Regions from separate parts of the Homo sapiens genome. Here all the other regions are linked to region 4. The links are chromatin contacts, found by Hi-C or POLR2A ChIA-PET in ENCODE. All regions are on one chromosome and are shown on one strand. The core of a region is the stretch at or near the end of the contact, and the rest is flanking DNA. Distances in the headings are between cores, read along the strand shown. Region 1 holds the start of ZMPSTE24 (zinc metallopeptidase STE24). Region 2 holds the start of NDUFS5 (NADH:ubiquinone oxidoreductase subunit S5). Region 3 holds the start of SMAP2 (small ArfGAP2). Region 4 holds the start of PPIE (peptidylprolyl isomerase E).

Region 1 (3,138 bases), core at 313-2,812, 520 kb after region 4:
GCAAATATTGATAACACACAGTTATAAAAGGTGAAATTCTATTGGGAACACATCTCTTAGTGAGATAGATGGGGCTGACCCACCAATTAATTCATTTATCTGGATGAATAGTTCCTACTGGTAGATTAACAGGGTTCATTTTCAATTCTGTTGTTTTCACAGATACAAGTGCTGAGAAATGGTTTTACATAAATAGGTGAGAATGCTAGTAGTTTTGTTGTAAGCATGTCAATCAATCGTTTGGTTTCTTTCCGAGTTGCATGCCAAAAACCAAATAGTGTTCCTTCATCAGCTGACAATTCATGGGCCACCATTAATTTTGTTGAAAGCAAAGAACTGGAAACCATCTGACTTGAAAAGAATTTGTTATCCTGTTATTAGAGTCATTCACTTTCTCTAGTGACTTTTAATTATACTAATTACTCTCAGAGGCATTTAGGCAGGGTTGAGAAATTCAAGATATTAATTTCAACACATCTTTAGCATCACAATATCACAGTAATTTAAATATATTTTAGTTGTAGCTATTTAGCTCACTTTATTGTAAATAATAATTATGCTAATTAGCAACGATAGTATGTTTAACCAATTAATCATCAGATTAACTTTCGGTCAGAATAATGGACTTCAATTTTTAAGTCAAAGCAATGTACAGGCGTCCCAGTCACCATATTTCACTTCTGAATTCCAAGAGAGAAATGGCGTTGCGCCTTACTGACGCAAATATGTACCTAGATAAAGTAAGACGCTTTCATTTCAGGTATGTCTAACCCACGCTATCCTTGCTTTGTTCCAGGGCACTCTCGCAGGGAAAACGCCGCCTCTGACTACACTTGGGGTGGTTAAGACGAGATCTTCAAATGAAAATTCTCAACGCTACCGTCCACTCTCTCATACGCTTGAATTCCGAACACCCCAATACTGGCCAAAAGACTCCATTTCTCATGCTTGGTCTTGCTTTTGAGGTAGCTCTAACTCAGAGGCACGATTTTTAGAGCCTGGGAAGTCGGCTGCTGTTCAGTCCTTCCTAGCCTCCTCAGGCGGGAGCCGCGGCCCACTCAGTCAGTTGCGGCCCACTCAGTCAGTTCCGGCCCCAGCCCCGACTACCTGTCGCCTTGTTGGGGGAAGGAAGGCAGATACCGCAGCCCAGTCAGGGTAAGCCGCTGACCCAGAGGATGGAACTGCGGCTCTGGAGATTAGAAAGAGGAGGACTTCGCCGCGTTCACTAGCCCAGGAGGAAAGCCAGAACCCTAGGCCGGAACCCAGCGTCAAGACGTGGGGGAAGAATGTTGATGCAACACAGCTCAGCCGGGCCCGGAACTCGGCGTTTGGGTCCCCGCCCTCTTTGGGCCGGAAGTGAGGAAGGTGGGGCTGGGGCTTTTCCTGTAGAAACTAGGAGGGACTAGGGAGAGTCTGCAAGGGGAAGAGTGTGTCTGTGACACTGCCAGCAGCGCGCAGAGGGAGGGATGGGGGCGGGTATCGGCGTAGGGGCCCTCGGAAAGAACGGATATTGCTGTGACACCGCGGGGACGCTCTGAAGGGACGAGTGTCGGTGTGGCACCGGTGCACGCTGAAGGAGCCGGCGGAACCGGGTGGCCATGGGGATGTGGGCATCGCTGGACGCTTTGTGGGAGATGCCGGCCGAGAAGCGTATCTTCGGGGCCGTGCTGCTCTTTTCCTGGACAGTGTATCTTTGGGAGACCTTCCTAGCACAGCGGCAGGTGAGCCTAGACAGGGTCCAACCTGACCCCCATACCCGGCCAGCCCTGGAGTAGCCTTGGCTTCGACCCTGAGACTCTTGATTGCTTCGGTCCCCGCGCCAGTCTCGTCTTTGTGGTCCCTGCTGAGTCTCGTAACTTGGCCCGATGGCGGACTGTGGCTTTGAGGAGGGTCTTGGTGCGTCAAGGAAGTTTTCTGTAACGTTATCATGGGACCCAATCCCTTTAGGGCCTGGAGGAAGGCTTGGGCTCTTGTGCCCTCCCTGCAGCTTCCTTGGGATCCTTGGGCCCAGACTTGGCCTCCTTTATCTTTGGAATAAGCCTTTAAAAGGATTTAGACACCCAACTTCCTCATGACATTTATGTAATCATGCCTAACCATAGGATTTTGCAGTCCTTCCAAGAACTTGCACTCTTGTTTCTCCTTAAAGTGCATATATTGTTTCTGCTTGAAAAAACAAACAAACAAACAAAAAACTTATCGGGCCCGGCGTGGTGTCTCATGCCTGTAATCCCAGCACTTTGGGAGGCCGAGGCGGGCGGATCACCTGGGGTCAGGAGTTCGAGACCAGCCTGACCAACGTGGCGAAAACCCGTCTCTACTAAAAATAGAAAAATTAGCCGGGTGTGGTGGCGCGCACCTGTAGTCCCAGCTACTTGGGAGGCTGAGGCAGGAGAATCATTTGAACCCAGTAGGCGGAGGTTGCAGTGAGCTGAGATTGTGCCACTGCACTCCAGCCTGGGCGACAAGAGTGAAACTCAATCTCAAAATAAATAAATAAATGAAATTAAATGAAATATATTTCTCGTTTTTCATAAAATCAACATTATTTTAGTTTAAATATTAAAATGGTAAAATAAAAAGTGAAAGTTAACAATTTACCTGAGATAACCATGGTTTAGAGATCTGAACTTTTATTTATTTATTTTTAATCTTTATTTATTTATTTAATTTTAGAGTCTAGCTCTGTCACCAGGCTGGAGTACAGTGGCGTTATCTCGGCTCACTGCAAGAAACTAGGAGGGACGAGGGAGAGTCTGCAAGGGGAAGAGTGTGTCTGTGACACTGCCAGCAGCGCGCAGAGGGAGGGATGTTCAAATGATTCTCCTGCCTCAGCATCCCGAGTAGCTAGGATTACAGGCACGTGCCACCACGCCCAGCTAATTTTAGTATTTTTAGTAGAGACGGGGTTTCACCATCTTGGCCAGGATAGAATATTTATTGTATTTAGAGACAGGGGCTCACTCTGCCACCCAGACTGGAGCACAGTAGCATCATCATAGCTCAAGGCAGCCTCGAACTCGTGGGCTCAAACGACCCCTCCACCTCCACCTCAGCCTTCTGAGTTGCTAGGACCACAGGTGCGGATCACTGTGCCTGGCTAATTGTTTGATTTTTTTGTAGAGATGTTGCCCGGGG
Region 2 (3,095 bases), core at 268-2,767, 710 kb before region 4:
GTGAACTGTGATTGCACCACTGCACTCCAGCGGGGCAATGGGAGTGAGAATCTGTCTCAAAAGTAATAATTATATATATATATATTTATATATATATATATATATATATATATATATATATATATATATATGTTCTAGTATTTTCCTCCCATACCTCCAATGTATAATATCTCATGCACCCTGTGGTCCACCCCCCAAAGACATACACACAACACTTTAGAGTCTCTGATGTAGTCAAAGGGAGTCATTGGAGGTTCTGGAACAGATGACAGGCATGGTAGCAGTTGATTCACAAACTGAAAGCTGAGACATCAAAGAACTGCGACTGCCTTGGAATGTTTCCCATGTGCTAGCCACCGCCTCAGTGCTTTATACATAAATCAGTTAATCCCTATAGCAAGCCTCCATTGTGAATACCATAATTATCTTAACAGACGAGGAGACTGAGGCACAATGAAGTTAAGAAACTTTCCTAGAGTCACACGAAATTGGTGGGGGCCTACTTTTTTTTTTTTTTTTTTTTTTTTTTTTTTTTTTTTTTGAGACTGAATCTAGCTCTGTCGCCAGGCTGGAGTCCAGTGGCGCGATCTCACCTCACTGCAACCTCCGCCTCCCGGATTCAAGCGATTCTCCTGCCTCGGCCTCCCCCCACTAGCTGGGATTACAGGCACTCGCTGCCACACCCAGCTAATTTTTGTATTTTTAGTAGAGACAGGGTTTCACCATATTGGCCAGGATGGTCTCGATCTCCTGAGCTTGTGATCCGCCCACCTCGGCCTCCCATAGTGCTGGGATTACAGGCCTGAGCCACTGCGCCCGGCTGGGGGCCTACATTTGACCCCACGTGGTGGTTTGGGCTCATAGTCCATGTGCTTAACCACTAGTGGGTAGGCAGGGAGCCAGTGTTCTTTCTCTCCTGTGACTTTGGTGAAGTCTCTCACCACTCAGTGTTGTCGTGAGCATGCTAGGCAGAGTGCAAGAAAGGAGCAAGAACTCACTAATGGCTAGGCCTTCCCTGTGTCTCTGTAATTGATGGGTTTGGGTTTTTTTTCCTTTCTCTCTCTCTACCTCCTCTCTCTCTTCTTCATCCTCTCTCTCTCACTCTCCCCCTGAGATAAGGTCTTGCTCTGTTGCCAGGGCTGGAATGCAATGGAATGGTGTGATCATGGCTCACTACAGCCTCAATCTCCTGGGCTCAAGGGATCCTCCCACCTCAACCTCCTGAGTAGCTGGAACCACAGGCATGCACCACCTCGCCCGGCTAATTTTTTATTTTTTGTAGAGAGGGGAGTTTCGCCATGTTGCCCAGGCTGTTTTCGAACTCCTGGGCTGAAGTGATCTTCCTCCCTCAGCCTTCCAAGGTGCTGGGATTGCAGACGTCAGCCACCGTACCAGGCCAACGGGCTCGGTTTCTATGGTTTTGTGGGGAGACGGCTGAGGGAAGGTCGGCTTCCGGCGTCGCGCTGCAAACGTCTCGCTGAGGTCATCCTTTACGGCAGGCGTCCGCGTCGCTAGCTAGTCGTTCTGAAGCGGCGGCCAGAGAAGAGTCAAGGGCACGAGCATCGGGTAGGTAGGGGCTGCTTATGTCCGCGCGGCAGCTTAGCTTAAGGACCTTCCTTCCGAGGTCTCTTTAACAGATTTCCTCTTGGCTTGCTGTGTGTCCCCTTCTCCCAGACCTGAACTCAGGGCGTGTTCCCTGCCCTCCCAGGCCGCTTCACCTCCACAGCTAATGGCACCGAAGCCTGGAGATTGCCGCTCTCTCCACTTTCCACATTTGTTTAGGTTTTTGCCGGACTAATGTTTTGGCTTTCTGTTTCTTAACCTAAAGTCTACGATCCTTATCCCAGCTTTCCAGGCTCTGCGTGATTTCGGCCCCGCCGGCCTCCTGAGCTCATTTCATTCTTTTCACCGTCATGCACGCTGCGCTCCATTGTCCCCCAAACATAGCCAGCACTTCCGGCTGTAACTCCGGGCTGTTGCCCAACTGGAACACTCTGCCCACTGATCTTCACTTGGCGAACTCGCAAGCCATGTTAAAGGCATTTTCAAGTCTCCGGGCAGAGTTCGTGCTTCCTCCTTCGAGCTCTTACCCACTCGTGTTCCTTGCAGTGTATTCGCAATTCCGAGTGTGTGTCTCTGGTGCTTACGTTGGAGCTGCTTTCCCCCGCATCTGAGTGCCTGGAACGTAACTACTCAGTAAATGATGACTGAGGGATGGGAAGGAACTTAAGAAGTTAAATTCACCTTTTTGTTGAGATGGAGTTTCGCTCTTGTTGCCCAGGCTGGAGTGCAGAGTGGCGCGATCTCGGCTCACTGCAGCCTCTGCCTCCCGGATTCAAGCGATTCTCCTCCCTGAGACTCCCGAGTAGCTGGGATTACAGGCATGCGCCCCCACGCCCGGCTAATTTTGTATTTTTTTAGTAGAGAGAGGGTTTCGCCATGTTGGTCAGGCTGGTCTTGAACTCGCGGCCTCAGGTGATCCGCCCGCCTCGGCCTCCCAAGGTGCTGGAATTACAGGCGTGAGCCACTGCGCCCAACTAAATTCACCTTTAAATCTACCATGAGTACACATTTATATTGATATTTGTGGGTGTGCGCGCGCTTCCTTTCAGTCATTTTAGGCAGTCAGGGTTTGTTTTTGTGTGTGTGTTTTTACATTTAACATTATTATGTATTTGCATGTAAATTTTTTTCCCTACTGTCTGTAATAGTCTACAAAGTAAGTCTTAACCCATTTCTTTCGCTCTGGTTTTTTTTTTTTTTTGAGACAGGATCTCGCTTTGTTGCCCAGGATGGAGTGCAGTGGCCAGGTCATAGCTCACTGAAGCCTTGAACTCCTGGCCTCAGTCTCCTGCCTCAGCCTTAGGAGTAGCTGGGACTACAGGCGCACATACCACCACAAGTGCCTTTTTTTTTTTTTTTTTTTTTTTTTGAGACAGAGAACCTGACCAAAGGATCCAAATTCTTTTTTTCTTCTTCTTCTTTTTTTTTTTTTTTTTTTTTTGAGACAGAGTCTCGCTCTGTCGCCCAGGCTGGAGTACAATGGCGGATCTTGGCTTATTGCAACCTCTGTCTCCCCAGTTCAAGCAGTTCTC
Region 3 (3,197 bases), core at 698-3,197, 630 kb after region 4:
CACTATCTACCAAGGGCTGTTCTAATTATATTACAGGCATTATCTCAGCTAAGCCTCATAATAATCTTGTGAAATAGGTACTATTAATGTTATCATCATTCCCATTCTATAGATGAAATAACTGAGGCACCAAGAGGCTAAGTAACCTGCTCAAAGTCACACAGATAATAGGTGGTAAAAGCTGAAGATTTAAACTTAAGCATTCTTGCCCCAGAGTCTGTGTGCTTAACCACAAAGCCATGAGATCTCTCACTAGGTGGGAACAATTTGAGAAACACTGCCATAGGCAATGGAGAGCCACTAAAGGATTTTTTAAGCAGGAAGTGTGAGTCCATCAGAATTGGCATTTAAAAGCTCCCTCTAGAGAGCACGGTGAAGGATTAATTTAACCAGATTTAGACTAAGGCAGGAAGGCTATTTGCAGAGTGAGGAGATGAAGATGGGGAGGGCTTGAACTAAGGTACAATCACCACTCACCGCAATTAACTGGGTTTTGTTGTTGTTGTTGTTGTTTGAGACAGGGTAACGGGGTACATTGGGGGTTGGAGGGGTGGTTCTTACTGTGTTGCCCAGGCTGGATTCCAACTCCTGGGCTCAAGTGATGCTCTGGCTCTGGCATCCTGAGTAGCTAGGACTACAGGTATGTGCCACCACACCCAGTAACTAGTTAATCTTGACTGTCTATTTCAACTGAAAAATGGTTATGGTAATACCTACTTGGATGGGTTTTCTGAGGAAAAACACCCCAATGAACTTGTGTGTTTTTAAAAGTCAAGTCCCCTAGGCATGGCTAGAAGGGAAGAGGCTTAGCCAGAAAATTTAATTGTTGTGATTAATAAAGTAATAGAAATGTTTAGTTTTCCTCTGATGAGATGAAAGCTTTGAGGGGATCCTGGTCTTGGGAGAAAGTAAAGAAATGGAGGAGAGGGTTTCACCAGAGTTTAGATAACTCTTAGCATCTGCTTACTATCTTCCCTGATTAATTATTTCCATGGCAGCCAGAGTGACCTTTTAAAACCACAAATCGGATCATGCTGTTTCCCTCTCCCCTAGTACAGTGCCTGATACTTAGAAATTTCTCAGTAACATCGTGCTCAGTGAATGAATGAATGAATGAGTGAATGAAAACACAAGCCAGATGGCAGGTGGATCCCTAAGGAAAAGGACAGCCAATGAGAAATTATCTGTAGCAACGGTGGCTTTGGATGATGATGTTTAATAATCATTTTTAAGGAGTTGCCTGTTGTGTGCTATGCTTTAATCACTGTCCCCCACCCTTCCCAAATAACGTTCAGTAAAAGTCTGCCACAAAAAACTCGCTGTTTTGTGAGAATTTAAGAAATGGAAGAAGAAACAAACTGTCTGGGCACCAGGCCAAACAATATCCAAAAAGGCAGGAGTCACAGAGGAGAGCTAATGAGTATTAGTGGGAGCAGGTATTCCAAGTGAGAGGTGACCAGAGTCCTCTGAAAATGTGGGGAGGGGGTGACGTTCCTATATCCTGGGTTAGGGGCTTGGACTCTTATATTTGGCTGTTGGAAAAAACAAGCTGGAGGACTTTGGGGTATCAACAACCCTCAGGTTACATAAGGATGATCATAGGGTCGTTGTGAGGATTATGTTGGGATAGTTCATGCAAAGCGCTTAACACAGTGCCTAGCGCATAGTAAGAGCTCAGTAAATGTTAGTTGTTGTCTTCCTTCACTTTCTTCCATTCCCTCCACTCCCTTTCTACCAGGCTCCATTCATTCTCTTCCAAGGACACGCAGGGGGCGTGCCCACCCCTTCCCTCCGCCCCCACCCAAGGCCCGCCCCCCGCTTCTCCACGGATTGGTTCCCGAGAGGCGGAGCTGAAGGAAGAGCCCAGTGCGGCGCGGTGGGGGCGGGGCGCATGCGCGAGCTGGGCAGGGTGGAGGTGGGGAGGAAGAGCTGCCGGAAGTAGGCGGTGGAGGTGGTAGCGGAGCTGACGGCAGCTGCCAGGGAAACCGAGGCGCGGGACGCAAGGCCAGCAGACAGGCCGGCCAGAGGGTCATCTGCGTCCGGCACCCAGGAGGCTCGTGGTCCGCCTTTGCCTGGGCTGAGGGTCTCTGGCCCCGCAGCCTCTCTTGGAGGCGGGCCTGTCCCTAAGCCCGCCAAGGGGCGCCGCGCCGAGGGGCTGCGGAGTGGGGGACGGACGCCCCCGACCCGGGAAGGGGCGTCCGGCGGGGCCGGAGGAGAGGGCTCTCCCCGCTCAGGAGGTGCCCCTGGGCGGGGGACCGGGAGTCCTCAACCCCGGACTGAGGCAGGGGTCTCTGGGGGCGAGGAGGGCGCGTCGCCCTCTGCCCCCGCCGGCACCCTGGCCATGACAGGCAAGTCGGTGAAGGACGTGGATCGGTACCAGGCTGTCCTGGCCAACCTGCTGCTGGAGGAGGATAACAAGTTTTGTGCAGATTGCCAGTCTAAAGGTAGCGCATCCCACCTGGCGGGCCAGGGGTCCAGCCGCGCCGGGGTGGTGGGGGTGGGCTGCGTGAAGAGGCGGTTTCTGAAGCTTAGGCCGCCCAACTCGGCTTATAAGTGGTAACGCGTGCTGCGCTTGCAGTGAGCCTACTGGGCTTTCTGCAGCTGGGGGATTGGTATGGGTAGAGCTTGCGAGGGCGAGTCTGTGTGTGTCGGGGAGGGTGGAGGTGATGGTGCGGGTGGAAGTTGCCTGGCGTGTTCAGGTGAGAATGTCTGTATTTGAGGGCTCTGAATGAGTTCTGGGCCGGCTGTCCAGAGAGAGCTCCCAGCATGTCACTTGCAAAGCTGGGGATGAACTGCATTGCGTGCGTGCGTGCGTGCGTGTGTGTGTGTGTGTGTGTGTGTGTGTGAGAGAGAGAGAGAGAGAATGACGAGGAGGAGGAGGAGGGAAGTGAGATGGCGGAAAGGAAAACTGCTTAAATGATTTTTAAAGGTGGTGATTTTTGCTTCCTGCTATTTGGTTAGCAACTCCTGTCATTTTGCAGCCTTGCTAAGATCTGACAAGAGTGCTTAGGTGACTTTATTCTTCTGGATGTGTGCAGTGGGAAACTGCCTTATGCAGTGACACAGTGCGGATTTCTAGGCAGTGTAGCCCTGGCTTGTAGAGTGCGTTGGAGGCCTATGTATGAGTGGTGGCAGAAACTAGCCGATTATGCCTGTAGTGCAGGATCCGTTTAATCAGTGGAGAGAGAAAGATGAAT
Region 4 (3,088 bases), core at 565-3,064:
AGAAAAAAAGAAAAAAAAAATCACCCTGGACAAGTGGATTGGAGGAACAGAGCCACTATCAACTCTTCCTTAGTCTACTACATTAACTTCCTGGTCTCCTGGGTTCCAATCAACCCATCCTGGGCCTAGTGTCAGAGCACTGTCTAAAATGATGTGAGCATGTAACTCTCCTGTTGTAACTTCAGCAGCTTCTCAAAGCTCCCAAATCTTCCAGAAGGCTTACAGCACCCTCATGATGTGGCCCTCTGCCTACCTTTCCCACCTGATATGCCCTCCACCCCACCATCCCAGGCTCTGGTCTTTTAGTTCCTTGAGTGTGCGGAAGCTGCCTCCTCCTCTCTCTGGCTCCTTTTCCTTCAGAATTCAGCTTAAATGTCACCTCAGGAAGGTCTTAACCCCCTGCTCCATATAAAATAGATGGTCCCATTATTTCCTACCACTATGTCAACCTGTAATTTATATATTAGTGGGTTTAGTCCAAGATGTTACTCTAAACTGCACCATTTTGTAAGCTCCCTGCTATTCTGCAGACCTTGGTCAAAGTGAAACATTTCACAGGGGTTTGGGCTGTGAGAAACATCCTGCCTAACCACCCGACCACAAGGCAGACAAAGGCCCAACTAAAGAAACATCCCTCTCATATCTTCCTGGGCAAAGGTCCAAGGGACACCATGATGACATCCCACTGGAACAAGGGCCAAACCGCCTCATCATGAGAACATCTTTATATCAATATCCTGCTAGGCAGCAACCCATACTGCCCAGACCCCTACCGCCCATACCTATAAATTGCCCAGTCTGTAAGCAGTGGTGGGCACTGGCATTAGGCTGGTTCCCCACTTCTGTAGGTTATTATGCTGGACATAAAGCCTGCGTTTGCTGTCGAGCCGCCCTCTTTCTGTGTGTGTGTGTGTGTGTGTGTGTGTCTTTCTTTAACCCTTGCCTTCTTTTCAAAACCTAACACGAGTAGACAAACGTTCTTTCTGAAGAGCCAGATTGTAAATATTATTGTAGGCTTTGCAGGCTATAGCTCTTCTGCCCTTGTAGTAGGAAAGCAGCCACAGTCATACTTAAAGGAATGAGCGTGGCTGTGTCCCCATAAAGCTTTCTTTACGGACACTGAAATTTTAATTTCACATAATTTTCATGTGCTAAGAAAATATACATATATATTTTGTGAGATGGTGTGTCGCTCTCGTCACCCTGGCTGGAGTGCAACGGCGCGATCTCTGCTCACTGCAACCTCCGCTACCTGGGTTCAAGCGATTCTCCAGCCTCAGCCTCCTGAGTAGCTGCGATTACAGGCGCCCGCTACCACGCCTGGCTAATTTTTGCATTTTTAGTAGAGACGGGGTTTCACCATGTTGGCCAGGCTGCTCTCGAACTCCTGACCTCAGGTGATCCGCCCGCCTCAGCCTCCCAAAGTGCTGGGGCTACAGGCATGAGCCACCACGCCCGGCCAAGAAAATATAGTTTTTTTATTTTTTCCAACTATTTCAAAAGGTAAAATTCATTCTTAGCTCCCAGGTTGTCCAAAAACAGACGCGCAGGATGGCCAAGCACCAGAGTTTATCGTTTGCCCATAATAATCGGGTTGATTCGGCCAAGGTTTCCCTCCCCCAACACGGTGCGCACTGGGAAGCGCGAGGACCACGTCCCTTGGTTTACCACTGCGCACCTCACAAGGCGCCCAGTGCATCCGGGTAGCGGGATGCCGGTTGGACCAACGCGAGGGTGGGCGGGGTCTAAGAGCTAAGCGTTGGGGGCGGGGCGGGACAGTGGGGAAGAGGACGGGTCGAGTGCTGGCTTCCGGCGGAAAAGCGCGCGAGCAAGATGGCCACCACCAAGCGCGTCTTGTACGTGGGTGAGCAGGAGGGGTTGCTAGGCGGAGTCTGAGTGAACGCGACCCCCAAGGGTCGGGGCGTGGGGTGGGACGCATCTCTGAACCAGGAGGACGGCGAGCTGCTGTCAAGGCCGGGTCTCTGGCGGTAGTGCTGGCGATAGCTCTGGCTGTGCTTAAACTCCTTCCAAGGTTTCCCACTGTCCTCAGGAAAAAGTGCAGACTTCTTAGCAGTACGCACTTCTCCAGCTTCTTTGCTTTGCTTCCCGATTCGCTGGGTCTCCCGAAAAATGACCCACTTGCCCCCAAGGTTCAGGTTATTTCACACCTTTGGGCCTCTGCTTTTGCGACTCCCTTGCAGTGAACAGCCTTGCCACACACCTCAGGTGCGTGAACCCGAGACGGAATGATTATTCTGACTTCCTAGCCCGCTGAGCTCCAGCGGGCCCCGAGGAGCGGTAAAGGAGTATTATGGCCCTTCGGATCCTCTCGTTCATTTGTTTTACAAACATTCAGTGCAGCGACGGCTCAGCCCCAGCCCCTGCCATAAAGGAAGGAGTTCCCAGACTAGCCAGAAAAAAAGTGGAATTACCTCAGTAGCACACTTTTGATAAGCGCTGTAGTGAGGATGGATCATGATAATATGGGCCTGGCTGCGGGACAAATGACCCATCCATCTGGAGAAGCGAGGGCAAATTCTGGATGCGGCGATGCCAGAGCTGATGAGCAGGAGTTAGCTACGTAACCGAAGCAGAGGCAAGGCCGTTCACTGCAAGGGAGTCGCAAAGGTGTGAAATAGCCTGACACTTGGGGGCAAGTGGGTCATTATTCGGGAGACCCAGGAAATTAGGAAGCAAAGCAAAAAAGCTGGAGAGGTGGGTACTGCTAAGGAGTTTGCACTTTATCCTGAGGACAGTGGGAAGCCTTTGAAGGAGTGTAAGCGAAAAGTTACGGGTTCAAATTTGCATTTTCCTAAGATCATTCTAGTTGGCTTTGTGGAGTTGATGGAATGGAGGCAGGGAGGTCAGTTGTGAAGCTATTGCAGTAATCCCAGGACTAGATGAGAGTCTGAAAGAAGGGCGAAGAGAGGAATATTTTTCATAAGTATGGGTGGGCAGAGATGAGAGGGGGATGTTTGTTTACCCAAAGAACTGAATGGAAGGGTCCTGTCCCCTGGCTAGCATGCTAACTGGGCTGCAAGGACTTCTGCAAGAGTATGGAGATCAGTGGCTCAGAAGGCCCTTGGCT

The links. Hi-C counts contacts between places; a loop is a spot of excess contacts on that map. ChIA-PET counts read pairs that join two places held with the same protein, here RNA polymerase II (POLR2A). Pooled maps may share reads with other maps.
Region 1: a map of CD4-positive, alpha-beta T cell shows a loop between it and region 4 (5-fold over the local background). The contact joins the promoter of ZMPSTE24 here to the promoter of PPIE in region 4. A Hi-C loop is called at or near these places in 2 of 168 maps with a recorded cell type or tissue (CD4-positive, alpha-beta T cell and naive thymus-derived CD4-positive, alpha-beta T cell), 1 of 37 single-sample maps with no recorded cell type and 7 of 50 pooled maps. POLR2A ChIA-PET finds 5 or more read pairs at or near these places in 2 of 52 experiments (OCI-LY7 and endothelial cell of umbilical vein).
Region 2: a loop to region 4 is called in a pooled map, with 4 times the contacts of the local background. The contact joins the promoter of NDUFS5 here to the promoter of PPIE in region 4. A Hi-C loop is called at or near these places in 6 of 50 pooled maps. POLR2A ChIA-PET finds 5 or more read pairs at or near these places in 3 of 52 experiments (MCF 10A, activated CD4-positive, alpha-beta T cell and naive thymus-derived CD4-positive, alpha-beta T cell).
Region 3: a pooled map shows a loop between it and region 4 (6-fold over the local background). The contact joins the promoter of SMAP2 here to the promoter of PPIE in region 4. A Hi-C loop is called at or near these places in 6 of 50 pooled maps. POLR2A ChIA-PET finds 5 or more read pairs at or near these places in 3 of 52 experiments (RWPE1, activated CD4-positive, alpha-beta T cell and activated T-cell).

Annotation. Positions count from the first base shown.
Region 1 is chr1:40,256,674-40,259,811 of GRCh38, forward strand. ZMPSTE24 (zinc metallopeptidase STE24) reads left to right here and starts at 1,563. Exons shown (of 10, transcript NM_005857.5): 1 at 1,563-1,721. The coding sequence starts at 1,599. RefSeq lists enhancers at 794-923, 1,154-1,423, 1,504-1,783, 1,874-1,973.
Region 2 is chr1:39,024,833-39,027,927 of GRCh38, forward strand. NDUFS5 (NADH:ubiquinone oxidoreductase subunit S5) reads left to right here and starts at 1,518. Exons shown (of 3, transcript NM_004552.3): 1 at 1,518-1,570. RefSeq lists enhancers at 1,350-1,599, 1,459-2,045, 2,046-2,631.
Region 3 is chr1:40,371,780-40,374,976 of GRCh38, forward strand. It overlaps SMAP2 (small ArfGAP2), which reads left to right and starts at 1,948. Exons shown (of 10, transcript NM_022733.3): 1 at 1,948-2,444. The coding sequence starts at 2,342. RefSeq lists silencers at 1,691-2,010, 2,081-2,220 and an enhancer at 2,206-2,705.
Region 4 is chr1:39,737,068-39,740,155 of GRCh38, forward strand. PPIE (peptidylprolyl isomerase E) reads left to right here and starts at 1,815. Exons shown (of 10, transcript NM_006112.4): 1 at 1,815-1,864. The coding sequence starts at 1,834. RefSeq lists an enhancer at 1,863-2,072.